Regions from separate parts of the Homo sapiens genome. Here regions 2 and 3 are each linked to region 1. Evidence: chromatin loops called from intact Hi-C (ENCODE). Cell type or tissue: Caco-2. All regions are shown on one strand. Links, peaks and the distances in the headings refer to the core of each region. The heading gives the core; the rest is flanking DNA. Region 1 has its middle 18 kb from the start of DRD5. Region 2 overlaps SLC2A9 (solute carrier family 2 member 9). Region 3 overlaps SLC2A9 (solute carrier family 2 member 9).

Region 1 (10,219 bases), core at 1,571-9,570:
GGACCACTATTCAGAAAGTCCCACACATCATTGTATGATCAAAAGCTATGACAGATGCAAGGAAGGAAAGCTAGATGGTGTTGTGAGGCTTCATGGCAGGGACACTAAACCTGGTCTAGAGGTGAGGGAAGACTTCCCTGAGGCACTGGCTTGAATGGAGAGCTGAAGGAGGAGTAAGAATTCACTAGAAGAAAGAAGAGGAAGCAGCAAGTGCAAGGTCCTGCTGCAGCAGGAGGGAGCATGGCATGTTCAAGAAACACAAGAAGCCGGCAATGTGGATTACAGAGGAAGAGTGCAGCACGAGGGCAGTGGCTTGAGATGAGGCCAGAGAGGAGGGCATGCAGGACCAAGGGGACCAAGGCAAGGATTTTGGTGTCCATCAAATTGGAGGGTGCTGAGCAGGGGAGGGGTAACCATGTAATTGCCTTTCTCAAATGCCCCTCTTGCCATAGCAAGGACAGACTGGTAGAAGCAAGGGATGAACTGGAGAGATGAGTGAGGAAGCTGCTCCAGAAGACCCATCAAGAGATGATGGTGACAGAGAATTGAGTGGTAGGAATGATGATGGGAAGAGATGAGTGGAATCCAAGTATTTGTGGGTAGAAGTGGCAGGTGTGGCTACTGAAGGGAGATGGGGCTGTAGGGCTGTGAAGGTGTGAGTCCTTTACTTATCCATCTTAAGGGTCATGGCTGACACTCCTATAGGAAAAGACACATTAACAAGAGAAAAGCAGAGCAAATTTATTTAATCCAAGTTTTATGTGACATGGGAGGCTTCAGAAATGGCAACCCAAAGGCCGAGGGAAAACTGTTGATTTTTATGCATAGGTTAGATGAAGAATGGACAGCCGGATAGAAATGTGATTGAACAAATGGGTATGACCTACTGGGAACAGACTAAAAGGGGACCCAGCAAAACTGTCTGCTCAGATTTTTCTCAGCCTCTCTGTGTAGGCTTCCTTCCTCCCAGGTATGGGGCAGGACCCCTACTGAAATGAGAGTTTTCAAAGGAGAAGGAGAAGATGAGAGTGACCTTTCTAGGTTTTATGGTTTGCTTTAGCAGGAGGGTTTCTAGGTTCTATGACCCATCTTGAGGAAGATAAATTCTGGTTTCTGTGACTCACTTTGGAGGATGAAGGCAAGCAGAAGAGAGGGTGTGAGGAGAAGGTTGGAAAGACCTGGCTTCTGAGTTCCTTCCAATGTCCTTCAGTTCAAAATACTCAGGCTGAGGCACCATGCTTTGGGGTGTCATGTTCTGAGCCCCAACAGCATAACGGCAGCATCAAGACAACCTTTGCAGCCCGGCTTGCATAATGGACAGACACTGGTGCAATCCATGGGGTTGGAAATGTGGAGGGATAACTGGCTGGTGATGCCGGGAGCCTTGAGTTCAGTGTTGGACACATTGAGTGTAAAGTGCCTTTGAGACACCCAAGTAGGCTGTTGGAAATAACCAGCCTGGAGCTGAGAGGTCAGGTTGAAAAGCAGTGTCCGGATGGCAGGTGGGCCCTTGGCCATGAATTAGACCACCAAGGAGAGCCAAGTGAGAAGTCAAGAGGACCTAGTAGGGCCCCTGAAAACTCCAAATGGCCAAGAATAGGCAAAGAGCTACAAACAATCCTGAGAGGGGGCCGAGGGCAGAGACACCTGGAGGGAATGTTCATCGAAGTCACACCCTTCCCCTGCATCCGCCCCTCACTCTGCAGATGGGAGCTCAAGAAGCCAAGGGGCTTGCTCTGTAACCAGGTCACCCGGCTTCATCCTGGGCAAACTGAGATCACAGTCCCCGACTCTCATTTGCCCTCTTCTCTGCTTTTGGGATTTTTTTTTTTCTTTTATACTCTTTTTTGTTTTTTTCTGGGTACATAGTAGGTGCATATATATGTGAGGTACATGAGATGTTTTGATACAGACATGCACTGTGAAATAAGCACATCATGGAGAATGGGGTGTCCATCCCTGAAGGATTTATCCTTTCTTTTTTTTTTTGAGACGGAGTCTAGCTCTGTCGCCCAGGCTGGAGTGCAATGGCATAATCTCTGCATCTCTGCTCACTGCAAGCTCCGCCCCCCGGGTTCATGACATTCTCCTGCCTCAGCCTCCCGAGCAGCATTTTTTGTATTTTCAGTACAGATGGGGTTTCACAGTGTTCACCAGGATGCTCTCGATCTCCTGACCTCATGATCCACCCGCCTCGGCCTCCCAAAGTGCTGGGATTACAGGCATGAGCCACCGCACCCAGCGCATTTATCCTTTCTAATACGAACAATCCAATTACACTCTTTTAGTTATTTGTAAATGTACTATTAAGTTATTATTGACTACAGTCATCCTGCTGTGTGATCAAACAGTACATCTTATTCATTCTTTCTAACATCATCCCCACCTGCCCTCAGCCCCCCACTCCTCTTCCCAGCCTCTGGTAACCACCCTTCTACTCTCTAGCTCCATGAGTTCAACTGTTTTGATTTTTAGATCCCACAAATCAGTGAGAACATGCAATGTGTGTCTTTCTGTGTCTGGCTTGTTTCACTTAACATAATGACCTCCCATTCCATCCATGCCATTTTCTGCTTTTGTACAAGGCACAAAAAGCAGGGCAATGGGACTCAATGGATTTTCCACGCTGCTCTAACACACTACTGCAAACCTGGTGGCTTCAAAGAATGCCGATGTATTCTCTCATAGTTCTGGAGGTCACAAATCCAAAACGAGTCTTCCTGGACTAAAATTGAAGTGTTGCTAGGGCCCTTGGTAGAAACCCTAGAGGAGAATCCATTCCTTGCCTCTTTGGTGGCTGCTGGCATTGTGAATTGTGGCCACATCACTCCAATCTCTGCCTCCACTGTCACATCACCTTCTCTTCTGTAGTCAAATCTCCTCAGCCTCCCTCTTCACTTATAAGGACATTTTGTGATTACATTGCGTATCCATACAGATAACCCATGATAGAATCCCCATTGCAAATCTTTGAAGTAATCTCATCCACAGAGTCTCTTCTGCCAACATCCCGTTCACTAGTTCTGGAGGTTAGGACATGGACATCTTTGGGGGTTATCATTCCCCCTTTCACAGGCTATTTGGGCTGTATACAAACCAGAGATCCGAGAATCATCTTGGCGGCCTCACTCTGTAAGCAGGGAAACGTCTGTCTGTGCTCAGCAGCAATCCCTGGAGGCAGAGACTGGAAATTACACCTGCAACCGTAGTAAGAGCTTGCCATGGGCTGGCATGGGTGCCATACCTGGAGCTGTACATGCATCCCCCACGATTCTCTCAGTGGCCCTTTGAGGTCGCTCTCTTACTGCCACCAAGGTGCAGGGTGGTGAAGGCAACTCAGAGCAGAGACCTGGCCTCGAAGCCTCGTCTCCCTGGAGAATGACCAATCATCAAGAATCTGTGAACACAAGCACGAGAGGCAATCTGAGCCCTTCCCCAAAGCCTCACTGTCCATTCACTCTGGCTGGAATCCTGCCCTACCTTCAGGGCCCAGCTTAGGGACAAGGAGCAACCACATCCTACCTCTGAGGACACAGCCCTCACGTATTTCTGCAATCCGTCTGCAGCTGATGGTCTGAATGAGCATCGTGTCATCATAGCACTTGTAAATTGTTGGAGGGGCTCCTCCACACTGAGGGAATGTGCTTGTTCAGGGAAGGGCACACTCCCCCATTTCTCCCCGAACCACACTTCTGCCATGGGACCCTGCGGACACAAGGGCCCTCCCCTTGCCCTGTTGCTTCATGTGGCTTAGTCTTGCTTAACAAACGTGCTAGGTGTGGAGGCTGAGGCCTGCGTGTAGTGTTGAGGGCAAGCAGGGACCACCTGGAAATGCTGAAAGCATTCTGTTAAAGTGGTGCCTTCCCATCATGATTGCTAGGCCCATGATGAGAAGAAATTGCAGGAAAGCACAACCTGGACCATAGAAAGGACAGATCAGTGGGTGGGGCTTTATGTGCTTATCCCTCCCACCACCCTGCTGCAGACCCCGCCCACACTCAAGCTTAGCCCCTGTGGCTTAGAACCCAAGGGCACTTCTGAGCTGAGGCCGACTTCAGGGAATACTAGTTAGGACAGGTCAGCTGCAAGTAACAAACAAACAAACAAAATACACAGGAAACTCTGACCCTCAGGGCCAAATCCAGCCCACCACCTATTTTTATAAATAAAGTTTTATTGGACCATAGGTGTACCCATTCATTTACACATTGTCTATGGTTGTTTTTAGGGTCGTAGTGTCCACAGAGATCTCATGGCACACCCAGAGCCTAAAATGTTTTCCACGTGGCCCTTTATGGAAAAAGTTCACCCACCCCTGGCTTGAACAATGACAACATTGAATTATCTGCCATCACAAGAACTCCAGAGGAAGGCGGCTCCAGGGGCACACGGAGGCTCAGCAACATCCTTGAGGCCCCAGGCTCCTGTTCCCTCCTCGGCAGGTGGGCCTTTCTTCTCGGGCTGGTTGCTTCATGGTCACAAGCCGGCTGCCACAGTTCCAGGCTTGACTGCCTCTCACAAGCACATTCAAGCCATGAGGAAGGGCAGGCTCCCTCCTCACCTCTTCTTATTTAGGGATCAAAATCCTTCCAGGGTGGCGCAACAGAGTCCCCTTACCTCTCAGTGTTTAGACCAGGGGTCTGTAAGCATTTCCTATAAAGGAACAGATAGTATTTTAGGTTGGTCGGGTCGTGTATGATCCCTGCAGCATATTCTCTCTCTCTCTGTGTGTGTGTGTGTGTGTGTGTGTGTGTGTGTGTGTGTGTGTGAGAGAGAGAGAGAGAGAGAGAGAGATGACCCTTTCAAAATGTACACTCCATTCTTCTCATGAGCCATAGTTTGTCAATGCCTGGTCTGGCACTCTTCACATGCCCACTCCGTGCCCATCTCCAGCAAAGGGTAGCGGACTTACCCTTGATATCAAAGGTCCTTGGCTTAGACCAATCACCCAAAACTGATGTTTCAGAGATGCCTGCCGGAGGAGTGTGGGCAGCTGTTACTGATGTCAGAAAAACAGTTTGAGTGCCACTTCATTCTCCGGCAGGAAGGAGTGATTGGCTGCTGGTCCTCCCCTGTCCGAGGAGGAAGATAGAATCCACCCACCAAGCTGTGGAGAGGTGGACCCCACAGATTCCCTTGCAAGCCACATCTGAGAGTGAGCAGAGGGAAGAAACTCAAGCGTTTGGAGTCCTCTTTCTCAACAACCAGGCTTAAAGCGCCATCTTGTGTCTTGAAGGGGAAAGGAGGTCAGGACGTGTGTGCTAGAAGCAGGCAGAGGATCTTCACCAAAGTCTCAAAAACTAAAGAAGGAAACATGGCGATCCTCAGGGCCTGCAGAGGCCCCGGCCCTTCCCATGCCCTACAATAGTCTGGTCTCATTTACTTCTTGTACTAGCAGGGCAGTTGCTGCCAAGGCCCTCAAACAGGAGGGCCATACTTTAGTTACCTCATCTAGTTGTTTAGAGAGGTAGGCCGGTGGCCTCAGCCAGGGCCCCACAGTTTGGGTGAAAAGTCCAGCTGCCATCTTTTCTCTCTCTGACACATAAAATAGAAAAGGCTTTGTCAGATCGGGTAGCCCCAGGGCTGGGGCTGCCAGAAGTTTTTCCTTTAACTCAGGAAAGACTTGCTGTTGTTGGGATCCCCATTCCAAAGGTTCCCGGACCCCGCCCACTTTGGGACCTCATACAAAGGCTTGGCTAATACTTCAAAGTTTGGGATCCACTGTCTACAAAACCCCACAACTCCTAAGAATTCTCTCACCTGCTTTCTGCCCTTAGGCTCCGGTAGATTGCAAATGACCTGCTTTCTTTCTGATCCTGGGCTGCCTTCCGTCCCCTGTCAGATAGTAAATCCCAAGTAAGGTACCTGCTGTCGGCAGATCTGAGCTTTCTTCTTGGACACCTTCTACCCACAGTCCTCCAGGTGCCGGTGTAGGGCATCTGTTCCCTTGGCACACCCGACTGCCGTGGGGTGTCCCAGCAGAAGGTCATCAACCTACTGGAGCAACACGCAGCCTAGGTCTCTGCTGGGAAACTTCTGGAGGTCTCGAGCCAATGCCTCCCCAAAGATGGTGGGGGGAGTTCTTGAACCCTTGGGGAAGCCCGGTCCAAGTGTACTGAGTAGTGACACCTGACTCCGGATCTTCCCACTGAAAGGCAAACAGCTTCTGCCTCTCGGGGGCTAATCTGATAGGAAAGAAAGCATCTTTCAGGTCAAAGCAGGTGAACCAGCTGTCCTCAGCTGGCAGCAACCCCAACAATGTGGACGGGTTAGGTACTGTTGGAGGGAAAGTCAGTGTAGCTTGATGAAGCAAGCGCAAATCCTGTACCGGCCGGTAGTCCTTGGTCCGTGGCTTGGGAACAGGCAGGAGGGGAGTGTTCCACGCAGACTGACAAGGAACAATAATTCCAAAAGTTCTTAGGTGCTTGAGACGGACCTGGATACCTTGAAGGGCTTCTCTGGGGACCGGGTCCTGTTTTTGCCTAACCGGCTGGGCCCCAGTCTTAACTGGCCAATCCCGGAGGGTTGTCTTCCGCCCGTACTCTTGGCCACCGCTTAGCCAGAGCTGGTCTTCTCTCTTGGCCTGGCTCAGTTCAGAAAAGTCTCCATTCCTCCTCTCGGGGACCATAAGGGTCATAATGACTCCCGTTCTGGGTAACTTTGGCAGCAAAGAGCCGTGCTCTGTCAAAGAGATAGTGGCTCTCAGCTTGCTGAGCAAGTCCCTTCCCATAAAGGGCAAGGGACAGTCAGGCATGTACCAAAACTGATGAATGACTTTATGTCCTCCTACAGTACGAGTCCGAGGCAAGCAGAAAGCTTGCTTTGCTGAAACCCCCATGGCTCCGATGATGTCAATCATCTTTTTGGATAAGGGGGCAACCGGGGCAGTTACTAGCGAATGTTCAGCACCTCTATTTACAAGAAAATCAATGTCTCTACCCCGGACTGTCATTCTGACCAGAGGCTCTTGGGGACGCTTGAGCCTGGTCTCCCTCAGTCCAAGAACCCTTCTGCCAGGTTGAGCAGGGCCCCTTCCTCCTCGTCCGGGGCCTCCTGCTCTGAGTCACCTTGTTTTCTTTTGAGCTGAGGGCACTTGTTCTTCCACCGTCTTATTTCTTTACTATAAACACACTGGGTACGCTGCAAACTCTGACAGCCAAGCTGAGTTTCTTTCCCGGGGCCCCCCTTCCCTTGCCTCTTTGGGGGTCCCCTCTGATTGCTGCAGCTAACAACCAGGTCGGTGTTTCTCCAGGCCTGACCTCCATTCTCTTTGCCGTTTTCCTTAGGGCTTGCTGCATCCCTGTTTACAAACACCTGGCTAGCTATTTCTAGTAATTGTGGTGGATTCATCCCTGCAAGCCCAGCCTCTTTCTGCAGTTTTCTTCTCATGTCTTCTGCATTTTGACGGACTAAAACCATGTGAATCATGCACTGATTTCAGGGCTATCGGGATCAGAGGGAGTATACATACGATAGGCCTCATGCAGTCTCTTGTAGAATTGTGCTGCACTTTCTTCTTTTCCCTGAATGACCTCAGAGAGCTTGCTAACGTTTGTGGCCTTCTGAGCTCCCCTCATTAATCCTTCCAAGAGAGCTTCCCTGTCTCGGTTTAGCCTTTGCATATCCTCTGTTTCATGTGGGTCCAACTGGGGGTCGGTTCCTGGTAAATGGGTCCTTCCATACTCTTGGGGGTTTTGCTAATCAGCTGGTGCATGTTCCTCTAGCCACTTAGTTGCTGCTTGCAGGACTCTCCGCCTTTCTTTGCTGTTAAAGAGGAACATGAGCAACTGGTGCCAATCAGCCCAGGTGTGGTTGTGGGTCTGGATAATAGTTTGGAGCAAATCAATTAGAGCTTGTGGCTTTTTGGTATAGGGCGGTGTATTGTTTTTGCAGTTGAGAAGGTTGACGGAGGTGAAGGGCTGGTACCCAAAAACGCCTCTCCACCACGTGACCATCCTCATCTATCCCTGTATACCGCTGCTCTCTCAGGGGCGTTTGTATCCCCGTTTTGGGTCGTAAACGAGCTGCCGAGGGAGGGGTGGAATGTGACTTACCGAAATTAATAATCTCAATTATTAATTGACACTAATAATGATCAATATTAATAACTGATCATATAATTTTTAAAATCAATACTGATAATAATGATAATTAATATTAATAGTTATACTAACGATAACAATAAATGATTAGTATTAATGATTAATGATGCCTGATATTAATAACTGATGTTGATCTTATTCATTAGAAAACAGTAATATTAGCTCCTAATAATTAATATTAATATTAATAATTAATAGCAATATCACTATTAATAATAAAAAAGATATCAGTAATTAATGTTACTTCAATCAATCATAAGTGATGTTGGTAATAAAACAATAATTAATATGAATATTAATAACTAATATTAAAAGTGTCATTAGTATTAAAATTAATTTTAATCATGCATAATCATACCTTGAAAATAATCATTAATGATTAATAACGTTATACTATTAATTAACATTCCCATTCATAATTATTAATAAGACTGATCTTTAATAATTCATAATATTATTACTGCTAATACCGCAGGGGGTGTATACCTACCTGTGATATTGTTCTTAATATCCAGGGATGGAGAGCACGATATTAGTTTTCATATCGCAGTAGGTGTACACTCACCCTGTGACACCAATCCTAATACCCAGCGGGTAGAGTATGAAATGACTGCCAACATAGCAACGAACGTACAGCCACCTGGTGATATTGCTCCTAATATTCACAGAAGAGTATGATATTACTCCCAATATCGCAGGGAGTGTAAACCTCTTCTGTGATATTGTTCCTAGTATCCCGAGGGGGAGAGGATGATAATAATTCCAGCATCACAGGCTGTGTTCACCCAGCCTGTGAAATTGTTATTAATATCCTGAAAGGGAGAGGATGATATTGCTGCCCATAATAGATAGATATGACTCCCCATAATAGAGCAGGAGGTGTACACCCACCCTGTGATATGCTTCCTAATATTCAGAGGCCGAGAGGCTGATATTGTTCCCAATATCGCAGGAACTGTACACCCCCCTGTGAAATTGTCCTTAATAATATTCCAAGGCGGAGGGATTGATACGAACACATAGATGGCAGAAAGTGGACACCCCCCAGGGATATCGTTCCCATGATCCTGGAGGGAAGAGGAGGATATTACTTTCAATATCAGAGAAGGTGGACACGCCCCCACTGATATTGTTTTTAATTCCAACGTGGGAGAGGAGGATATGACAAGTGATATCACAGAACTAGAAACATTTCTGTGATACTGTTCTCAATATTCAGGGAGGAAGATGATGATATCACATCCAATACAGACGGGTGCACACCCTCTTTACACCGAGGGTGTACACCTGTCTGTAAAACAGTTCATAATCCCCAGAGCGGGAGATGATATAACTCATGATATGGTAAACAGGCTGTGAGTCCACCGCGGATCCTAAGAGCCAGGGGGACAAGAGGGGCTGGCTCTTACTTCCCGCATCGCGGGGGGTGCCTCACCCCCCTGCGATGGGGGTCCTAAGAGGCAGGGGGGGCAAGAGGGGCTGGCTCTTACTCCCCGCGTCGCGGGGGGTGCCTCACCCCCCTGCGATGTGGATCAGCATATCCAGGGGGCGATAGGGGGGTGATATGTCTCCCCGCGTCGCTAGTGGCGTCTACCCCTCTTCGATGTGGATCATCATATCCAGGGGTGGAGAGGGGGGTGATATTACTCCTCGCATGGGGGGGTCGCCTGCCTCCCTGCGATGTGGATCGTCATATCCAGCGGGGGAGTGGTCGGTGCTATTTGTCTGCGAATCGCGGGGGCACCCGCCTCCATGCGATGTGTGTCTTCATATCCAGAGGGGGGAGATGGGGGTGATATTATTCCCAGCATCGAGGGGTGCGCCTGCACCCCTGAGATGTGGATGGTAATATCCAGGGGTGGGTGTGGAGGGTGATATTACTCCCCGCATCGCGGGGGACGCCCGCCCCCCTGCGATGTGGATCGTAATATCCAGGGGTGGAGCGGGGTTGATATTCCTCCCCGATTTTTCCTAGGATCTTTTCTGTACTGCGACCCTCGGTTCACACCCTGTGACATTATCTTCCATATTCTAGCAAGATGAGGCTGCTAAAGTCGCAGGGGGTATTCACCCTTCAGTATTATTCGTAATTTTGTAAGGGAATGTTAAACGTGATG
Region 2 (10,219 bases), core at 679-8,678, 140 kb before region 1:
GCTTTGAAGGTGAGGAAGGGGTCACACGCCCAGGAATGCAGATGTTCTCTAGAAGCTGCAGCAGGCAAGATTCTGCCCTGGAGCCTCCAGAAGGAACCAGCCCTGCAGACACCATCGTGTTTGCACTGCAAGATCTATTCTAGACTTCTGATTTCCAAAACTATAAGATAATCCACCTGGGTTGTTTTAAGCCACTGAGTCTGTGGTAACTCGCTACAGCAGCAATAGGAAACTAATACAGCATCTGACAGAATTATGGAAACAAAATCCAAAGTGTGTGAAAGCCACTCCCCTGTTCCTCACAGAGCATCAATATAAGGTAAGTTCCTTGCACTTTCCAAAGTTATGTATATATAAAAATATCATATTTATATAGGTTATATATATAATATGCATAATATATTATAATGTTTATATATTATGTATTTGAAAACAAGGAAATAAAATATGTAGATATATTTTATATATTTATTGATATAAAATATATAAATATATAAAATTTATAATATATAAAATATATTTTATATATTTATATAATATACAAAATATATTATATATCTTGAAATATATTTGAAAAGAAGGCAATAAATATATTTATATATATACAGTTACATATGTAATAAACACACAAATATATGTCTATATATTTCATCCAGCCCTTTGAAGTGATTGCTTATCCAAAAAGACTTTCCAATTTTTTTCATTCCTCTTATGAGATTTTGACAGTCTATTAAAATGGCTCAGGAGGCTAATAAAGTTGAGAGGGGAAAGACATCTTTGCTCATTTGATCTGCAATTAATTTTGGCTCAGGGCGTCAGTCATCAGCTTGGGGAACTGTAAATAATCGCCATCTTTCAGAAACAGCTGGTTTTCCAAATTGATTTGCCTGGCACAGTGTTAACTCTCTGATGAGTGAACTTCCAGTGAGCGTCATTCAGGCCATGTGGGGCAGGAGCTTTGTGGGGTGAGGGCTCACTCTTGAGAAGCACAGACTCTGTGCTTTTACAAATCAGGGGTCAGAATTCACAGGAAGTCATTCTGATTCACTGCAGTACATTTTCATAATTAGCAAGAATGGAATATGCTCTTGACTTGTAGTAAAAAAAAAAAAAATCCTTATGGTTTCTGTTGCCTGTAGTCTCCATTGCTTCCCAATAAATTCGACAATTTCAGAATCAAAGGCCTCAGAGTTTACTGCTGGAACTCAGGACACTGGATCCAGCCCGTGTGAGAGCAGAACGTGGTAAAAGGGAGAAAGCAGGGTGATAGATCATCTGGGCTCTGTTTCATACTGGCCCCGCAGCTGCTAGCTGGGTGACCTTGAGCTAGTCACTTAACCTCTCTGATACCCATTTTTCTCTTAGTGAAAGTGGCAATAATAACAGATCTAAGCCTCAGCAGGTATTGTCATGGGAATCATACTGTAATTCACAGTGCTTGGCATAGAGAACATACTCAATAAATGTTCACTATTGTTATGGGTTGAATTGCACCTCCTCAAAATGCATGTGTTGAAGTCCCTAGTACCTCGGAATGTGACTTGAATTGGAAATAGGATCATTGCAGTTGTAATTAGTTAAGGTAAGATACGGTTATACTGGAATAGGGTGGGCCCCTAATCCAATACGACTGTCCTTATGAAAAGGGAAAATTTAGATGCAGGCATACACACAGGCAGAACGCCCTCTAAAAATTAGAATTGTGCTGCTGAAAGCCAAAACACACTAGAAGCCAGGAGAGGGCCCTGCAACAGACCCTTCCCTGGCGCCTCCAGAGGCAGGGCCCTGCAGACACTTTGATCTTGGACTTCCAGCCTCCAGAACTGTGAGACAACACGTTTCTATTGCTGAAGCCGCTCTGTCTGTGGGACCTTATCACGGCAGCCCTGGGAAACTCACGCAGTTACTCTTGTTATTAATATTCCTGAAGAGAAGCAGACATGGAAAATGCCGAAGCTGCCCTGCTACCTCTCAAAGACTAGAAGACGAGCCCAAGGCCAGGATGCTTCTTCCTCCAGCACTCAGCAAGTGCTCACTTGGGCCCCTGCTCTGTGCCAGTGGACAAAACAGACAAAGGTCTCTGCTGTGGAGAAGGAGAGCTCCTCATGGGGTCACAGACAGTGTAACAAGGGAGTACCCCACACAGTGTTTTAGAAGGTGAAGGATGTTATGAGAAAACAGTAGAGCAGAGAAAGGGGAATGGAGAGACGGGGGCAGTTGCCATTTTAAATATTGTGGTCAGGCTCCAGGTGAGCCCAGCTGTCTGGGAAGAGCATGTCAGGCAAAAGAAGCTGCTGAAAGAAAAACCTTTGGGAAAGAGGGACACAGTGAACCTGAGCAGCTCGAAGGCAGATTAATTCAGGGCAGCCGAGGGCATGTAGGGTGGGTACGCCACCTATCAGGAGCTGCAACCTTTGATAGAGGGACAAAGCCAGGCAAAATGTCTCTGTAGAAAGTGAACCAAGAAACCAACCCCTGGCCTCATTCTCTTTCTTTTGCCTTCTGATTTCTGACCTCTGATTTCTGATTTCTGCTGAAGCCGCCTAGAGGTCAGAGGGCAGGGAGCTTGTTGATTTGAGCCAATGGGTCTCCCTCTAGGACAGACAGCAAGAATCTGAGAGGTGACAGGGATGTCTGCAGCAGCCCAAGGCAGGGGCAAGGATGTGGCTGCCGCTTGAGGGGCCAAGGGGCTGGTGGGGGGGCATGGGGCTTGAGGGGATTCAAATATGGTTTGCAAATCTTTTCTCCCATTTTGTAGGTTTTCTCTTCACTCTGTTGATTGTTTTCTTTGCTGTCTATAAGGCTTTTAGTGGACAGGGGTGTTAAAAGGAGAGTGCCAGGTCATGCTTTAAATCCCTCTGACTGCTGTAGACAAAATAGATAATGGCAGAGGGTGACAAGGGTAGAAACAGCGTTGTCACAAGGCTTGGAGAGAGGCCGGTTTTCCCTGTGAATCATCACACTGACATGTGCTCTAGAACTGGCCTCGAAAGGACTGAGTTCAATTAATTTCCCTTGACAGACATTCCTTTTTCATTGATAAATAATGATTCTATGGCATTTCTATAGGTCACAGACTAGAAGAAACTACACCCTTCCTCCACTAAAATACTAGATCAAGTCCCCAGTTTATTTAACAAATGTTACAGGACCTTAGGAGAAATGAGGGTTGTAGCAAGCAGAAACAAAGCTAGATTTTCCCCTTGGCTCCCAACCCAAACCCCTGGGGGCCTGAGCTCAGTCTGAGCTGGGTGGCATCCCCAGATCTGAGAAGTTAAAACTCAGGCTAAATGGCTTTTCATGTTCAGAGCTTAGATCAAAAGCATTAGTGTTACCATTGCCTGAGCAGGAAGCAGGCAGAGAAATGTGGACTCTCGTTGATATGGTTTGGCTCTGTGTCCCCACCCAAATCTCACCTTGAATTATAGTTCCCACAATCCCCATGTGTCATGGGAGGGACCGGTGGGAGGTAATTGAATCATAGGAGCAGTTACCCTCATGCTGTTCTCATGATAGTGAGTGAGTTCTCATGAGAGCTGATGGTTTTATAAGGGACTTCCCCCTTCACTGGACACTCATTCTCCTTCCTGCCACCACATGAAGAAGGATGAGTTTGCTTCCCCTTCCACCATGATTGTAAGTTTCCTGAGGCCTCCCCCGCCCTGTGGAACTTTGTCAATTAAACCTCTTTCCTTTGTAAACTACCCAGTCTTCGGCAGTTCTTTATAGCAGCATGAGAATGAACTAATACTTCTGGTTATGACAGGTTATCCTCATGGGGTGAGGACTGGGTGGGGATGAGGAAGGGAAGAAACAGAGTCAGTGCCCCAGCATCCCCAAGCAGAAAAGGTGGGGTTTTGCCCTGGAAGCACATTCCCCTGCAGTTTCCACTCCCACCCACCCCAAGCTCTGAATAATATCTTTTAAGTAAGTAGCTCTATTTTTGAGTTTGGCCAAGGACATACCCACAAGTCCGTTCCTGCAGCTCACCCTCTGACTCTTGGGATGTGCTCCTGAGTCTTTACTTCCCACCAAATTTTCCTGATTTACTCCCCATCCCTCTGATAACATCCTTTGGCTCCCCTGTGTCCGGCCCCACCAGCTTCACTCACCAAAGGAAAGTGCGGATGTGGCTCATGGGATGCAGGGTGGAGACAGCATTTACCATCCCCTTGTGTCAGTTCTAAGTGGCGGCTGTTCCCACTGCCCACTGCCCTCTGCCAACTCGATGCTCCTGCTATGGAAGCCCTGACTCCTAAGTCATCTGGACATCCAGTGTCTCTTTCTCTGCTCCTTGAAGAGCTATTTTTTTTTCTACTTGCCCAAATTTCCAAGAACAATATGAATGTATCCTCACAAACCTGTTGAGAACCACATTTTGCCTTTTTTGAGAAGAGTAAGAGCATGAGGGGGAGTGCTTCACTTAGAAACTGCAGAAGCTACGGCCTCAAGCCAAGCTTGTAAAGTGACCCAAGTGGAGGAGACGTCCACAGGACTGGAGAACTTGGAAAAGCCTGTCTGCTGCCAGCCTTTCCTTCCATCCCAGTTGGCATGGGATGGAAGGAAAACCCATGTCTGTTTTGCACTTTGGCTGAAATATCTCAAGACATTTTAATTTGTTATACTTAGAGATCATGGGCCACCCTGGGATGATCATTATTTAAAACACAACTCTCATTTCTCACACCTTTGGCCCAAACAGATACACCGATACCTTTTATGCACATTCATCTTTTAAGCAGAAATTCCCAAAAAAGTTTGTTTCATTGAATTATATTCCGTTTTTAACTTAGAGAGAGCCTGTCCCAAGCAGAAAATTGTTTCTGGCACTCTGTCCTCTGAACATAAATTTTAAAATTTCACTAACTTGCAATAACCACAGCTTTCCAAGGTCTTGGCTTCTTTTTAGAGAGATCTGTGAAAGTAAAGATTAGCCTTTGCATGTTTAAAACAGGATTACCAGCAGCTAAAAGTAATACTGGAATGTGAAATTGCTTTTCATGTAATGTACCTTGGCCTTCTGTTCTCTGCAGAGGGAGCTGCGTCAGTGATAATCACACCATTCTCTGCTCCTTTCTCCCATCCTTTTGCAGCTAAAACTTTGACAATAATCCAACTTCTGACTAGAAAGTCACCAATTGCTCATGTGCCAAGGGTTCCTCAGGTACTCCTCCATTCCAACATGTCAGGATTAGGAAACAGCTGTTTGGGATGCCTGCGGGGTGGCCCTCATCTGGGCCACATCTTGCCCCAGCATTTACATTTCTCTCTGAAAGAGTCTCAGTTGTCTGCACCGCTTTGGCTGAGTTATTAGGGGAAACCTCATAGAGTTGCTTTAAAATGTAAATTTGAAAGAGAGAAAGAGAGAGAGAGAGGGGGAGGGAGGGAGAGAGAGAGTGTGTGTCATGCATCATGTTTAAAGAAATGGCCATAGTAGTTGTCATGCATTCAATACCATTAATGGTTGCTCAACGGAGTACGGCTCTAGTAAAGCCTGTTGAGGAAATCACACCAGCTGACTAAAGAGGGAGCTCTTGCCTTTGGCTGGGATCCCTGCAGGGAGCAGTCAGACAGGACGTCCTGAGGGAGGCAGAGCCCAACCAACAGGGCTTCCTCCTGGTAGGCTTCTAGGGCCCCTGCGCACAATCAGTCCACACGGCCCACAGACCCAGAAGCATCAAGCCAGGCAAGGATGGGGATTATGTAAATCAGAAGAATTTAAAAAGGCCCCGGCCTGGAGTTGGACACAGAGAATGGGGCATCTTCTACGACCAAAAGGCTCACCCTGGCACAGGGAAGAACTCATGTAGGACGCTGTAGTCCCTGAGAAAGTCAGGAACTCCTGCCATGCACGGAGTACCGCATGCAGTTTATATAGAGAGATATACACATTGAATACAATATAGACAATGAGCAATAAATAAAGTGTATATAAAGTAATGTATGTGAAATAATATGAAAGCACATTACATCAAATTTGGACGCTTTAATTGAGATAAATTTGAAATAAATTAAATTTTAGGCGATATTTTCTTGCCCTCCAGCTCTTCCTTTTTAAAATGTTGTTTATTGTCATATAATAGTTGTACATATTTGGAGACTACCTTCCTTCTTTTTTTTACATACATTCAATCATTTAGCAGGCAACATTACAAGCCCTGCCCTCCATCAGGTGTTAGCTCCTTGTGTTGGTTTGCCCAGGCTGCCAAAACAATGTGCCACAAACTACGTGGCTTAAACAACAGGAATTTATTGTATCACAGTTCTCAAGGCCAGAAGCCTGAGAGCAAAGCATCAGCAGTGCTCACTTCTCCTGAGGGCTGTGAGGGAGAATGTCCCGTGCCTCTCTCCCAGCTTCCAGGAACTTACAGGTGATCTTGGGTGTTTCTTAGTTGGCAGAAGCATCATCCCAACCCCTGCCTCATCTTCAGATGACATTCTGTCTGTGTATGTCTTTTTTTGTTTTTGGTTTTTCTGAGGTGGAATGTCTCACTCTGTCACCCAGGCTGGAATGCAGTAGCACAATCTCAGCTCACTGCAACCTTTGCATCCCAGTTCCAGCGATTCAACCTCCCTCCTGCCTCAGCCTCCCGTGTAGCTGCGATTACAGGCATGCACCACCACACCTGGCTACTTTTTGTATTTTTTTTAGTAGAGACAGGGTTTCATCATGTTGGCCAGGCTGGTCTCGAACTCCTGACCTCAAGTAATCCACCCATTTTGGCCTCCCAAAGTGCTGGGATTACAGGCCTGTGTGCGTGTCTGTCTCCGTGTCCACACTTTCCCTTTTCCATTGGCTCAAGGACACCAGTCATCATGGATTGAGGCCCATCCAAATGATGTCATTTTAACTGAATCACCTAAAAATAAAGACCCTATTCCCAAACAAGGTCACATTTTTTTAACTGAATCACCTAAAAATAAAGACCCCATTCCCAAACAAGGTCACATTCTAGGGAATAGGAGATTAGGATTCCAATATTTCCTTTTTTGAGAGAATGCAATTCAGCCCATAAAGCTCCCCAAGGGCAGAGACTCCTGGCTCTGTCTTCTCTGTGCCCCAGTGCCAGTGCTGTTGGAGGCTCTCAGTGACCTCAGGCAGCTCACACAAATGAAGGGAGAAAAACTTTGGGAGCATGTGCATATTCTTTTGATAAATGTGAATGTGTATTTGCCTCAGAAACACTGGGGAGAGGAAGTAGAACACAAAGGTTAAGAGCAAGACTCTGGAGCCGGAGTGCCTAGACTTGAATTCTGACTCACTGTGCAACCTTAGCCAGGTTGCTAAACCTCTCTGAGCCTCAAGTTCTGGATATAATAGTGGATGATAACAGCACCTACCCCAAGAAAATGTAATCAGAGTTAAGTTATTAATATATATAAAGCAGCCGGAACCATTCCTGGTACATAGCAAGGATTGTAACAATGTTCAAACATGGGAATAAAGACAGCATGAGATTGGCATAAGGGCAGCCCCACAGATCAATGGAACAGAATGGAATCCAGAAAACAAAAAGTTGCTGAAGTAATTCAATGAGGAAAGGATAGTCTTTTCAACAAGTAGTGTCATAAAAAGTAGATATCCACATGGAAAAATGTGAATGGCAACCCTTATTATACCATACAAAAAATTAACTCAAAATGGACCACGTATCTAGACATAAAAGCTAAACTCTAAAACTTCTAGAAGCAAAGGAGAAAGTTTTGCAACATTAGGATAGGAAAGATACAGAATCACAAACCATTTTTCAAATGATACATTGGATTTCATCAAAATTAAAAACTGTGACTATTTAAAAGGTATTGTTAAGGAGATAAAAAGGTAAGTCACAGACATGGAGAACATACCTATAAAACACATTTGAGAGGGGACGTGAATTCAGAATACATAAAGAACTCTTAAAACTCAAAAATAAGACCAACTGCCCACTTGAAAATGAGCAAAATATATGAACACATGCTTTACCAAAGAAGAGTTCCAAAACATCAAAAATCACATGAAAAGATCTTCAACATTGTTACTGTCACCAGGGAAATTAAAACTAAAACCAACAGTGAGATACCATTGTTCACCAAAATGGTGACAAAAATTTAAATGGTTGATATAATACCACGTGTTGCCAAGGATGTGGAGTAACAGGAAGGCTCATCCACTGCTGGTGGGAACATAAAATGGCACAACCCCTTCAGATAACATTTTAGCAGTTTCTTATAAAGGTTTTACCCATCCAACTCAGTCATTCCACTTATACATATTTACCCAAGAGAAATCAATGCACAAGTCTACATGAAGACTCAATAATCATAATGGTTTTATTTCTCAGAGCTGAAAATTGGAAACAGCTATTGGGTCAACAGGTGAATGGAGAAACAAATTTTGGTATATCCATGCAATGGAATACTGATCAGCAATACAAAAGAACTGTTGATATGTACTACAAGAAGGATGAATCTCAAAAACACTGCAATAAGCAATATGAAATGATAAATCGAATCCTTGTGCTGGAAAGCAGATCGGAGGTTGCCTGGAGTTGGGGGAAGAGACACAAGATAATTCTGGGAAGTGATGGAAATGTTCAATATCCTAATTGTAGTTGTGGTTATAAGGTATATACATTTGTCAAAACATACAAGACTGTGCAATTCAAATGGGTACATTAGACTGAATGAAAACTACACCTTTATAAAGCTGCTTCTTAAAATCCTAACCAGAACAAAAGGTTCCCATTATTATTTCACCAGAGGTCCCAGCCCTGTGGGGAAGGGCACTGGGTGCTGGGTGAATGGCTGCTGAGTGGATGGGTGACCCCATGGCTCCAGAGTCCCCAGAGGGGTTTCCTGGGAGCATTAGGATTTTGACAGTCATCCCTAGCTGACATCAGTAGCCTTCAGTCTGCTGTTCGTCTGAGTTAATGTCTTCACTCATGATTTTAATGTCAAGTGGAAATACCACGTTCGCTCTAATCCCTTCCAACAGGCTGCACTTTAACTGGACTTAAAGGAGGGAGGGAAGAAGAACAGAGCCGGGAGACTGATTGTCAGATGGGAGGGTTGTTTTTATCCCTTCTTTCTCTTTCAAAGCTGTTTCCCTGGTGTCTTCCTAGACCATCTTTAAAGATCATTTCTGAATCAGGGAGAATGTGTTCAGCCTTTCATTGGCTCAAGTTACTGGTTCATCAAGAGACTTTAGGGAAACGAAACAAAAAGCCACATGTCCCTCACCCCACCCTTTCCAAAGTATTTGAACGTCAGCATCATGGTGTAAGATAATGGTTCTCAACTGACTTTTGTAAGCACACTTTCTGACTCTGAAATTGTGGGTGGTGCACTTGAAACTCTTTTTTAAAAACTTCAAAATACTGAAATCAGTAAACATATATGTTAATTTCCGTAAAACAATGTAACACATGATAAGCTTAGTGTAACAATATAACACATATTAATCTCATTATAACAATGTAACATGTGCTGATCTCCCTATGACAATGTAACACATGCTGATTGCAGTGTAATAATATCTCCCAGCAACTGTGATGCTCTTCCATGGCACATTCTGTTGTCATTTCAGCACCAGGTCACTGGATACTCTAATCCAACTCCCCTAAGAAGCTTAGGAGACAGAGTTCCTGCATATTCCAGTTATGAACAACCTTCATTTTCAGCAACAGCTTAACTTTTGGCTCTGTCCTGTTAGCCACAAGAAAAGCTGTGACATCTTTAGATTGTACCAAAACCATATTTTACACAGTTATGAAAAATTGCCAGTATGGGTATTGGAAATATTTGGTGATTTGGAAAGAATAAAGACATAATACAGGGGACAGAGATTTGCATCCAACACTTCAACTAAATCTACTTTTTGGTGTTTTTAAGTCAAAACTCTCCGGAGAAAATCAGGAAAACTGACAGACAAATAAAATAATAATCACATATTCCCCCAACCAGAGTTAGCCATTATAAACTATTTCTGCATATATTTTTCCAGGGTGTATTAGCTTAACATAATTGTAATTGATATTATATAACTACATGTTTTAGTATATACAGATTTATGTCCTACTCTTTTCGCCTAAGATTGTACCCTGAGAATTTTTCTGTACCATTTTACAATTCTTTAAACTATGTTAATTTCTACATATTTACCATCTAGATATTCCAGCATTTATTTAACTAATTGTTGGTGGATTTCTAGATTATTTCTATTTCCCCAGTAGTATAA
Region 3 (10,219 bases), core at 826-8,825, 250 kb before region 1:
AGCACAGAAACGATGCCCAGCACAGCCCAGGGGCTCAGAAGAAGTGGTATCTGTGCCGAGACTCAGAGGATAGGTTTAAAGAGAAAGAGTGATAGAGAACAGGCGTTTCATCTGAAATGTGATTCTGTTCCATCAGGGATCCCCATTCAGCTCAAGCTCCTCTCACTGCAGAAAAATATTCTGGTACTACATTTCAATTGGCAGCACCCATCCCCAAGGCTTATAAATGTTCCCTCTTGCCCCCGCATGTGATCAGCAGCCTCTACGGAGCACCTCCTCTGCAGCAGGCTCCTCAACAACATATGTGGCCAGTGCTGCTATTAAGATCCCATTTCACAGGTGGGCAAGCTGAGCCCCAGAAAAGTCAAGTCACTTGCTCAGACTCCTACAGCTGAGGGGACTGGCCCTGGAGGTAAAGCTGATATCACTTGGCTCAAAGCCCCAAAGCTCTATCTCGTGGCTGGTGGCACTAGAGGAGACAAACGAGACTGGCAGAGCAGGTAAGTGGCCATCAAGAGACCCGCATTCCCTTCCAGACGGGATTTGACTGATATGGGTCCCTGAACCATGGATCCATATGTCTTCTTCACTGTTGCACCCCCACAGCTTTGTCAGGGCCTGGCGCCTACAACACACACACACACACACACACACACACACACACTCACAAATATGTCAAATGATGGCAAAGAAGGTGCCTTCCGGAGCACCTGGCCCCTGTCCACTTGGCCTGTATTCCCTGACCAGCTGAGGACAGCCATCCCTCCTGCCCTGGCTCATGCCAGCTTGTCAGCCTTTGCCAGGGATCCAGGTGTTTCTGCCCTATGGCCCTGTACTGGTGGTGGCTGTCCTTAGATGGGGCTGCAGGGCAGGACAACACCAAGGCAGGCGCCCTGTTCTCTGTGCCAAACCTTGCATCTCTACGTCTGCAGGTCCTTGTCCTGAGGCTTGGACCAGCCCCTGTAGTTTGACGCCTCAGACTGGAACAGTATGTGCATGTAAGCGTGTGTGCACATCTGTCTGGCTGTCGGCAGTCTCAGGCCCTTGGACAACGGCACTCAGGTGACGGGTCAGCAGGGGACAGTGCAGTGGTGACTAGAGGGGCACTGCAGCCAGGCCACCTGGACTTCAGTCCCCATCCTAGACAGCACCAGCCACGCTCCCTGCCCCTCTTTCCTCACCTGTAATACAGGACATAACAGCACTGATCTAAGGACTCAGAGACAATGCGCAGAAAAGTGCTTAGAATCACGCCTGGCTGATAGCGCTTGGAGTCTGGCTTTGCTTTTTTCTGTCTGGGTCGGACACTCGCCAACTTCGCTGAAAGGATCGTGTGGAGCTGCCCAGAGCAGCTGCTGAAAACTGCGTTTCAGGAATCCTCACGCAACCCGGAAGGAACGCAAGGGCGTGGCCGCTAAACCTGAGGGCGCCCGGCCTGCGCACGCGGACCTGGACTGGAACCCTACTTGCAGGTCCCCAACTTGCGTCTCTTCTCTCTGTCTCTACCCCAGCCAAGGACAAAGACTTCTCCTCCGGAAGGCCTCCCCCAGCTGAGGGAACGTTCCAGGTCTTCCCTCGGCCCTGGCTGCGCGCCCGGTGCCGGCTCTGACGTGGTTTCCTCTCCCCTCAGGACTGGTCCTGCTCGCTCCTCGTGGCCTCCCTCGCGGGCGCCTTCGGCTCCTCCTTCCTCTACGGCTACAACCTGTCGGTGGTGAATGCCCCCACCCCGGTGAGTGCGCGCCAAGGCCCGGCAGAGGGCGCTGCGGCCCTGCGGAAACCTTCGGGTGCGCAAGGGCCCTGGGCTCCAGCGCCCCCTCCTGTTGCGCTCGCGGCGCGGGACACCGCGGGGACAGAGATTAGCCCCCACTCGGGGGAGAGGGGAGGCACAGAGACAGACAATGATGACACGGGGACAGGGGCGGGGGATGACAGTTCTTGCGGCTGGAGGGCGGGTGTCCTGGGAGAACGTTGGGAGACTAGATGAGAGGGGGCTTCGGAAGTCCCGGGGTGGGGTGGGGGGCGATCCTCTGGCCCCTAATGCCGGGGAAAGAACCAGGAGGGGCCTTATGCATGGAAACTTGGACATTTTCTTGATTTGTTTTGTTGTTGTTGTTATCTATCTATCTATCTATCTATCTATCTATCTATCTATCTATCATCTTTGAGATGGAGTCTCACTCTGTCACCAGGCTGGAGTGCAGTGGTGCGATCTCGGCTCACTGCAACCGCCGCCTCCCACGTTCAAGTGATTCTTCTGCCTCAGCCTCCCGAGTAACTGGGGCTACAGGCATGCACCACCACACCCGACTAATTTTTGTATTTGTAGAGGTGGTGTTCCGCCATATTGGCTAGGCTGGTCTGGAACTCCCAGCCTCAAGCGATCCGCCCACCTTGGCCTCCCAAAGTGCTGGGATTATAGGCTTGAGCCACTGTGCCCGGCCTGGTGTTGTTGACTTTAAATTACAACCAGAGGCCACTCAGGTATCTGCTGGATAAGACCCATCTTTGGCTTGTGTTTTACTCTGAAATCAGATCCAGGTGCAATTCTCCCAGGCCCTCTTCACATTGTGCCTCTGGTTTGCAGTTAAAGGTTGGGTACTGCCTACCTAGGCTGTAAGGTTTAGATGCTATCCTGTGGGTGCTGGCTTTGGCTTTGACCTACCACCACCCACAGGCAAGGGCAGGTTGGAGGCTTGAGGGAAGCTTTCCTGCAGGAAGTGATGCCTGACTAAGTTTGGAAGGTGGAGTGATGGATGGGGGGCCGGGATGTAGGACACATCTGGGGAAATGCGGGGAGCTCCAGGTTCTTGGAGCACAGGCCGTTTTGGAGACACGGATATAGGACACATCTGGGGAAATGCGGGGAGCTCCAGGTTCTTGGAGCACAGGCCGTTTTGGGGACACGGATGTAGGACACATCTGGGGAAATGCGGGGAGCTCCAGGTTCTTGGAGCACAAGCTGTTTTGGGGGCAGACAGGAAGCAGGCTGAGGACAGCCCTGGGTGCCTTCCAGGCTTTTCCTTGCTTGGGAGTCCAGCATCCTTGTGTACAAAACATAGGGGAAGCCTGGGTCAGTGAGTTTCAAAGGTTCCCATGAGCCCTGGAATTTTGCAGAGGTGCCTCACGGATCTAAGCACTATTTGCGCAGGTCAGTTCTATGTTTAAAAAGTCTGTTAATTATTTGACATTGTTCATTTCTGTTGCTAAAAACTGTTTGAAAACCAGGGGGCCTAGATGGCTTCAGTAAGCACTGCCAACAGTCAGTGATCTTTGATTTTGTCATTGTGACGTCATTCCAAGATGGGGATCTGGCTTGTCGATATTTGTCTTTGAAAGAGGGCTAGGAATTTGGACTCTTGCTTCATCTTGAAAGTTCATCAAAACATCCAGGTGAGAGGTGGGGGAGAACCTTTGCACTCATGGCTTGTGGAGCAGAGTTATGTGAAACTTACACCTGGGATAGAATGATATGGGTTCAAGCACTGACTATGGGAACATGAGGACGGAGGAATCCCATTACTCACTTATTCATTCAGCAAGCATTGTTGAGAGTTTATAATGTATCCAACTCTGGGGATCAGGGAAGACAGCCTGGAGGAGGTGGTATTTGAGCTGAGTCATGAGGGATGTGTAGAATTTCCACAGGTGTCAAAGGGAGGTGGGGAGCTGAAGCACACACACAGAGGCCTGGCTGTGCCCACATGGTGGCATATTAGGAAGTTAGTAGCGTGTGATGTGCCAGTACCTAGGGGGAATGCAGAGCTGGGATGAAAGAAGAGGTGGAAAAGCAGGATGGAGTCAAAAGAAGAGGGCCTAAGATCTTAGGCTGAGGAGTAGGATTTTAGTCTTGGGCAGTAGGGAGCCATGGCAGATTCATGGGGGTGGGGGTTTGCAACTCACATTTTTTTAATTAAAATTTATTTTTCTTTAACCATGACACACCCTCAGGAGGTCCTGAGAACACGTGCCTCCTTATTTATTTACTTATTTAATATGCTCACTGTTTTTTAGAAAAACAACTTTGGTGTCAGTGAGAAGGACAGGAGGGGCCAGAGCTTAGAGGTATTTAATGGGAAAGACCATGGTAAGCCAAACAGAGAGAGTTTAACGTGCCCTCCCTCCGTTTCGGGAAAGGAGATTTCTGAAGATCTACACAGCCAGGGTGGCCTTTACCGTTCTTAAGATGAGTGACACATATTATGGCAGCATCAGTAAGAGCACAGATGGAAAAAGCCCTCATGAGGTGCCGGCCCTCCTCCATGTACTTTTCATGCGTTAATCAGCTCAGTGCACCCTCATGACAGCCCTGTGAGGTATGGATCATCATTATCCCCATTTTACAGATGACGAAACTGAGGCACACTGTTCACTGACTTTCCCACAGTCACATAATGAGTGGAGCCAGAGTTTGGCCCTGGGCGGGCTTCTGGTTTCCCAGGCATCAGACACATTTTCAGTCATTTTTAAAACAGATCCTTTCTGTGCCAGGCAGTGTTAGGCCATGGGACTTCTTGTTTGGGATATCGGAGCTCTACCTCTGTGGCCAGTATGCGCAGCAAGGTGTTCAGTCTTGAGACATCACAAGGCGCTTTTTAGCCTGGTGTCCTTTGAACCTCGAGACCACGGCTCGTCATGCATACTTTAGAGGAGCCCAGAGCAAGCACCCCGAGGAGGCCTTGAGTCCAGGACTGAGCCATCTGCCCAGATCCACGGCCTGGGAAGTGTCATCCCCAGTTGGGTAGCTACTTCCCAGCATGTGCTCTCTGCCTTTGAAGAGGAGCAGAGACTGTGATGGCCAGCTCATCAACTCTGCCAAAATGTACTGCATGCCAGGCGCATTCCATTCTCAGAAATACAGAGACGTCAGTGTCTTTGGCTGTAACAAAACAGCACAGCCTGGGGTCTTCAGCAAGACATTTATTTTCCCATACTTCTCCAACCTGGAAATCCAAAATCAAAGTGCCGGTGGATTCGTTGTCTGGCAAGGACCTTCCTTCTGGCTTGCAGACGGCCTCTTTCTCACTGCCTGTACATGGCAGAGGGAGGAAGAGTGCAAGGGAGCAAGATACTCATCCCACCATGAGGCCGCCCCCATGACCTCTGCTAACCCCAGTAACCTCCCAAAGGCCTCATCTCCAAATACCATCACATCGGGGTTAGGGCTTCAACATGCCCTATCCTTGCAACAAAAATGTCATGCAACATTTTTGGAGGGGACACAATTCAGGTCAAGGTAGTTAATTACTGATGTTACCTTCATTTCATGAACAAAGAAACAGAAGCTCAGTTTAAGCAACTTGCCCAGGTTCACACAGCCAGGAGGTGGCAGTGTTGGAATTCAAACCCAGGTCTGTCTGAATCCAAGATCCGTGCCATGCTCTCTGCCCCTCCTTCCTGCCCCTGACCACTAATGGCAGGCGCCAACAGTCCAGCCATGGGGGGAGTTTGGCATGATCAATAAAGGCAAAGAGGAACAAGGGGAGATGGGAGGAGCCACAGCAAGCCCAGGGCTACTTACCTGTCCATCTACCAACCAAAAGACAGAGCAAGGTTTCACTGCAACAACCCTAGGGGCTCAAGCATAAGGTGGATGATGCTGCCATCGTGTTACAAGCAGGCACCTGTGATTGTCTGAATCCTGTCCCAACCCCTCCCTCCCTCGGGGTTCTCATAGAGCAATTCTCATAAAGGACCTGATCTAACTGAGAAACCGAAGACAGCTTTATTATTAGCTAGAATCATTCCCCAAACTCTTCCCCTCCCTATGGGGTTTGGGGTCATGTAACCTCTTCCTGCTCTGCCTAAAGGTCCTGATGTTTTATGTTTACTTGTGCTGCTTTGTGAGAAGAGAGGGGTAGCTGTTCAGGCAATCCTTCAGTGCCCTTCCCTGGGTGTTGACCTTGCTGTATCTGGGGTAGAAAGATGAAAACGACACACATCCATGTCCTCGAGGTGCCCCAAGACCAGCAGCAGTGACAGAGGCTCAATAAATAATCACCAGTGAGACAGGCTGCATGGAGCCACAGGACAGCTGAAGGACTGTATTCTACCTGGGGAGGTCAGTGGGGCCTCACTGGGGCTTGAAAGAGAGAGCTCAAGGCTTTCTGGGAATGGTGGAGACCTAAGGGTAGCTGGATGTGGGGTCCAGTGGGGTGGAGAGGTAGAGGCTGGAAAGGGGAGCTGAAGCCAGATCAGAAAGGTTGCAGAGGCCAGAACAGGAGCATGATCCAGCACCACCCAGGCTATGAGCAGGCTGAGGGCCAAGGCTCGCCCTGGGAGGCCCTTCCGAGGTGGAAACTGCCCTGAGTGTGAGCTGAGCAGGCCTGCACAGAATCCCAGCTCAGAATCCTGCAGAGAATCCCAGGCACCATGTAGGTGCCTCTGTAAAGGGCTGGTGTCGAGCCCCTTGTGAGGTCGCTGCGAAATGAAAGGAGATGTGATGCTGGAGGAGCTCAGCCCAGCGTCCAGCGATCACCTCGAATTCTCTCTTCTCCTTGCAGTGGGCTTAGAAACGGGTGAGTGAGGCAGCCCCAGAACCAGGGAGACCAGGAACAGAGCAGAGCCTCTAAGGAATGGAATCTAACACAGGCTGGAAGGACCCAAGCCTGGCAGGGGTTTAGGGTGTGAGAGCTAGGCTTCACCTGGGGTGCTGGGCTCTCGAGAAGGAGAAAGAAACCCTTGGAACAGAAGAGGTGCAGATATTAGTGCTGCTTTGGAGTGCGGGGAGGGTATCTGCTCACAGAGATGATGAACAAAGGCTGCCACCAGGGGGTGGTGTGTGGATGCTGCCCCATGGGAAGGTGTGCTGCCTTTAGCACTGGCCCAGGCTTGTAAGTCCTCGGCCCAGCCAGCTTCGCCTTTCCAGCTGTTAGATAACTGGGGGCCCAGGTGATCGGGGCACAGACTCCAGGCAGTGGGCATTTACCTTCAGGGCAGGCAGCTTGCACTGTTAGAACAATCCATGCAGTAGCTGCCGTTGGCCCTGCTGCCACCCAGCCTCAACCTTAAAAACGCTCAGTGCTCCTCTCTCCTCAGATATTTGGAAACTTTCTGTAATGCCGAAAATGAAAATAACTCGCCTCTGGGCACCAGCTCTGCACTTGACCCAGGTTCAGAATTGTGTGCACACTGGATCCTTGTTATAATATTGCAAGGCAGCTATCACTAACCCCCTTTTAAAGGCGAGGAAACTGAGGCTGAGGGAACCCAATACATCCAAGTTTCAGGGGTGGGACACTTCCTAAACATTCCCACTGGCTTCTCCTCAACACAGTCACCTGGATGTGCCTCCTGGCCACCCAACTTTCCAAGAATCCCCAGGATCTGACTACTTTTCATGCCTCATTTGGAAGAGAACACCTGCACCTCGTGCATCCACAAGGGTCCTTGGCCAGCTTGGTGGATGGGATGTGAACAGAGGTGCTGATAGGCCACATGAGGCCTGGTTTATGGCAGCATCCCTGGTTATGGCAGCACTGAAGAAAGATCTTCAGTCCTTTCTTCCCCCAGATGGCAGAGAACTATTAAACGCACACTGGACTTTGCATGAACTGGCAAGAGGTTCTTATTGTCCTTAGCTGTTGAAAATCAGGGTTATCTGTGCTGTGCTGGTGCGTTGATCACCAAGATGAACACCACAGTAGCTAGGCTCTATTCATTCTCTACACTAAACCCTAACTGGTTTCTCTGTTTCCACTCTGGTTCCTACAGTTTAGTCTCCACCCAAAGGCCAAAGGGATCCTTGACAAATGAAGCAAGATCATATTGTCCCTCCGCTCAAAACCCACTATATCTAGAAAGCAAGCCAGACTGTGGTGACTTACACGGTACCTGGGGCCGTGACACATGACACATGACAGATGTGACCACTCTGTCATCATCATTTCCCCCCTCACTCCCTCTTCTCCATTTACACAAACTTCTCCCCACTTGCTGCCCCTCAAACACACCGCACGCTGGAACCTCAGAGCCTTTGTGCGTGCTGCTCCTGCTGGCTGCAGTGCTCTTCCCTTGATTTTCCTGTGCACTCTCCTTTGATTACTTCTTGCCTCTGCTCAGACGTCCCCTCCTCAGAAATGTCTTCCCTGACCAGCCTATCCAAAATGGCACCCCTCCATCACGCTTTAGCCCTCACCGAATTTATTTCTCCTCATGGTATTTAACACTACCTGAGATATGACATATTCCTTTACTTCTTGTCCTCCTTCCCTTCACTTTAGAAAGGTCCTTGCTTCTGCAGTGCCAGCACCTAGAACAATGTCTGACACATTGTAAGCATTTATAAAAAATATTTGCTAAATGAGCAAATGGATAAATTTAAATTTAAAGTGAGTCCAAGGCAAGTCCTTAGGTCTCTTCACTCTCAAACAAATTGCCAGCTGTGAGTCTGTCCTATGGAAAACTTCTGGGACCACCTCCACCATGTTCACAGATGGGGACTTGGACACTGGTCTGTCTAATTCCTGAGTATCCCTTCTTTCTGTTCCACTAGGCTGATCTGCTGCATTCTGTGAATCAGCAAACGTTCTGTGAAGGTCCAGCAAATGTTCTGTGGAGGTCCAGATAGTGCGTGGTTTTTCTTTGTTGGCCATATGGTCTCTGTTGCAACTACTGAACTCTGCTATGTAGAGATAAAGCAGTTATAGATGATATGTAAATGAATGGGTGAGGGTATGTGCCAATAACATTTTATTTACGAAACAGATGGTGGTCTAGGGTTTCCCTTGCTGGCCAATTGTTGGCTAACCCCTGTGCTAGAGGTTTTAGAAAAGGGAGGAGGCTCTTGTAGATTCCTTGTGTCATTAGTACCTCTGGGCAGAGGGCTGGCTGGCTGAATAATTAATCCACAGCCTATGCTGCATAGCATCTAAATAGGAGCACCTAAATCTTCCTGAAGATGTTTGCTTTCTAATCTCCTTTCTTTTGTTCATGTATTGCTGATTGTCTAGGCTTTGTCCTTTCTGTTTCCAGTGACTAGCTCCAATTGGCATAGTTGTATCTTTCTGTCTATCCATCTACTTACTTACCTGTCTGTCTAAAACATCCTGAAGTTATTGTAAAAGACTGCCAAATTTAGGGCTAATTTGCATACCAATCAAATGTAGCCTGAATTTTCAGACAGTCATGCATGCAAATGTGCTAATCTGAATCCTTGAAAATGGCTTCAGATTTATGCCATTGTAATCGTTGACCTTTAGTAGGAAAATGTTGCAGTGCCTGGAACCTGCTTCATTATACTGCTAGAATCATCTGGGATGATTGCCAGAGTTGTGCTGAAAGATGTCCTCTTGGTACCTGTGAGCACCCAGTGTCTAGAATCCACCTGAGAGGTTGTTAAGGGCTGGATGGAGACCCACAGACTGGAGTGGGGGGTTCTGAGCCCCAAGGGACATTCTCTGGGGACTGAAATGGGCAGACAGGGCTGATACAGGCCTGGGTGGGATGGTGGTGCCTGGGCAAAGCATGAGTCAAAGCTCCTCTTGCTCATGGGTGTTGTCCACAGAGCCTACAGGAAGATTCTGGAAGCAATGTTCTAAAGAAATGCAAGGTCTGTGGCAGGGCCGACAGTATGGAGCCCAGACTTCAGTCCAAAAGGGCCCAACCAAGACAAAAAACAAGCCAAAGGGTGAGGGGTTCAAGAGTAGCTGATCCATGAGAAGCAACTATTGAGGTGATGGACCTGGATGGATTCCTGACCTGGGACTCACGCACTTCCTATGATTGTAGGAGGATCCCACATTGCAATGAGCCCAAGAGAACAGTCAGCCTAGGCAGAACGACCACTGGGGGATGGACATTAAGAAAAGTCGCCAAGAAAAAAGGACCAAAGTTGAGATAATGAATGTGTTGAATAGGAGTTATGAATGAAAATAAAAATTAGAAAGCAAACAGGGAATGCAGTGGTTGGGGGAACAGAAGGTGAGGTGGGCGGGACAGTTCAGGGCTAATCAAAAGGGTAGACAGTGAACTTGGTGCCTGTTTGTGCAGTTTCTGGCCTGTAGCTTGGGGGAAATGCTTGGAGGCTTGGCAAAAGTATAGCAGTCAGGATTGTACAGATCAAAGTGTCACCTAAAACAATACTGTTCATTTGTTTCCCTGGCGTCTATCAAAGTACCTCGCACACAGCTTCGCCATGACTCCTGATGCTAACTAGCCATTTAGGCCAAACTTCACAGGTTAAGAGCACAGCCGTTCACAAGACTGGCCTTACTTCAGACAC

Evidence for each region. Hi-C counts contacts between places; a loop is a spot of excess contacts. Peaks named below come from ENCODE experiments on the same cell type or tissue, not always from the same donor. Only the 100,000 strongest peaks of a DNase experiment are listed, where the experiment ranks them.
Region 2: it touches region 1 in a loop (21-fold over the local background); 48 of 110 quality-filtered maps call a loop at or near these places.
Region 3: a loop joins it to region 1, with 16 times the contacts of the local background. A loop is called at or near these places in 103 of 110 quality-filtered maps.

Annotation. Positions count from the first base shown.
Region 1 is chr4:9,758,271-9,768,489 of GRCh38, reverse strand. No RefSeq gene overlaps it. Among named protein-coding and RNA genes, the nearest start is that of DRD5, 18 kb to the left of the region's middle. RefSeq lists a silencer at 3,212-3,261. In Caco-2, for the core only: CTCF peaks have their summits at 3,184 and 5,220 (motif pointing left); a DNase peak (open chromatin) is centred at 5,219.
Region 2 is chr4:9,894,156-9,904,374 of GRCh38, reverse strand. The region is part of intron 8 of SLC2A9 (solute carrier family 2 member 9); the gene reads left to right. Among named protein-coding and RNA genes, the nearest start is that of SLC2A9-AS1, 89 kb to the left of the region's middle. In Caco-2, for the core only: a CTCF peak has its summit at 5,516; a DNase peak (open chromatin) is centred at 5,544.
Region 3 is chr4:10,010,485-10,020,703 of GRCh38, reverse strand. SLC2A9 (solute carrier family 2 member 9) reads left to right here. Exons shown (of 12, transcript NM_020041.3): 2 at 1,631-1,729. LOC124900664 (a long non-coding RNA gene) reads right to left here. Exons shown (of 2, transcript XR_007058026.1): 2 at 4,051-10,219. Among named protein-coding and RNA genes, the nearest start is that of SLC2A9, 5.9 kb to the left of the region's middle. RefSeq lists silencers at 1,739-1,898, 6,807-6,866, 8,385-8,679 and an enhancer at 5,458-5,557. In Caco-2, for the core only: CTCF peaks have their summits at 1,781 (motif pointing right), 5,118, 5,318 (motif pointing right) and 6,765 (motif pointing right); DNase peaks (open chromatin) are centred at 1,673, 3,243, 5,334 and 6,773; H3K4me3 peaks cover 1,303 bases.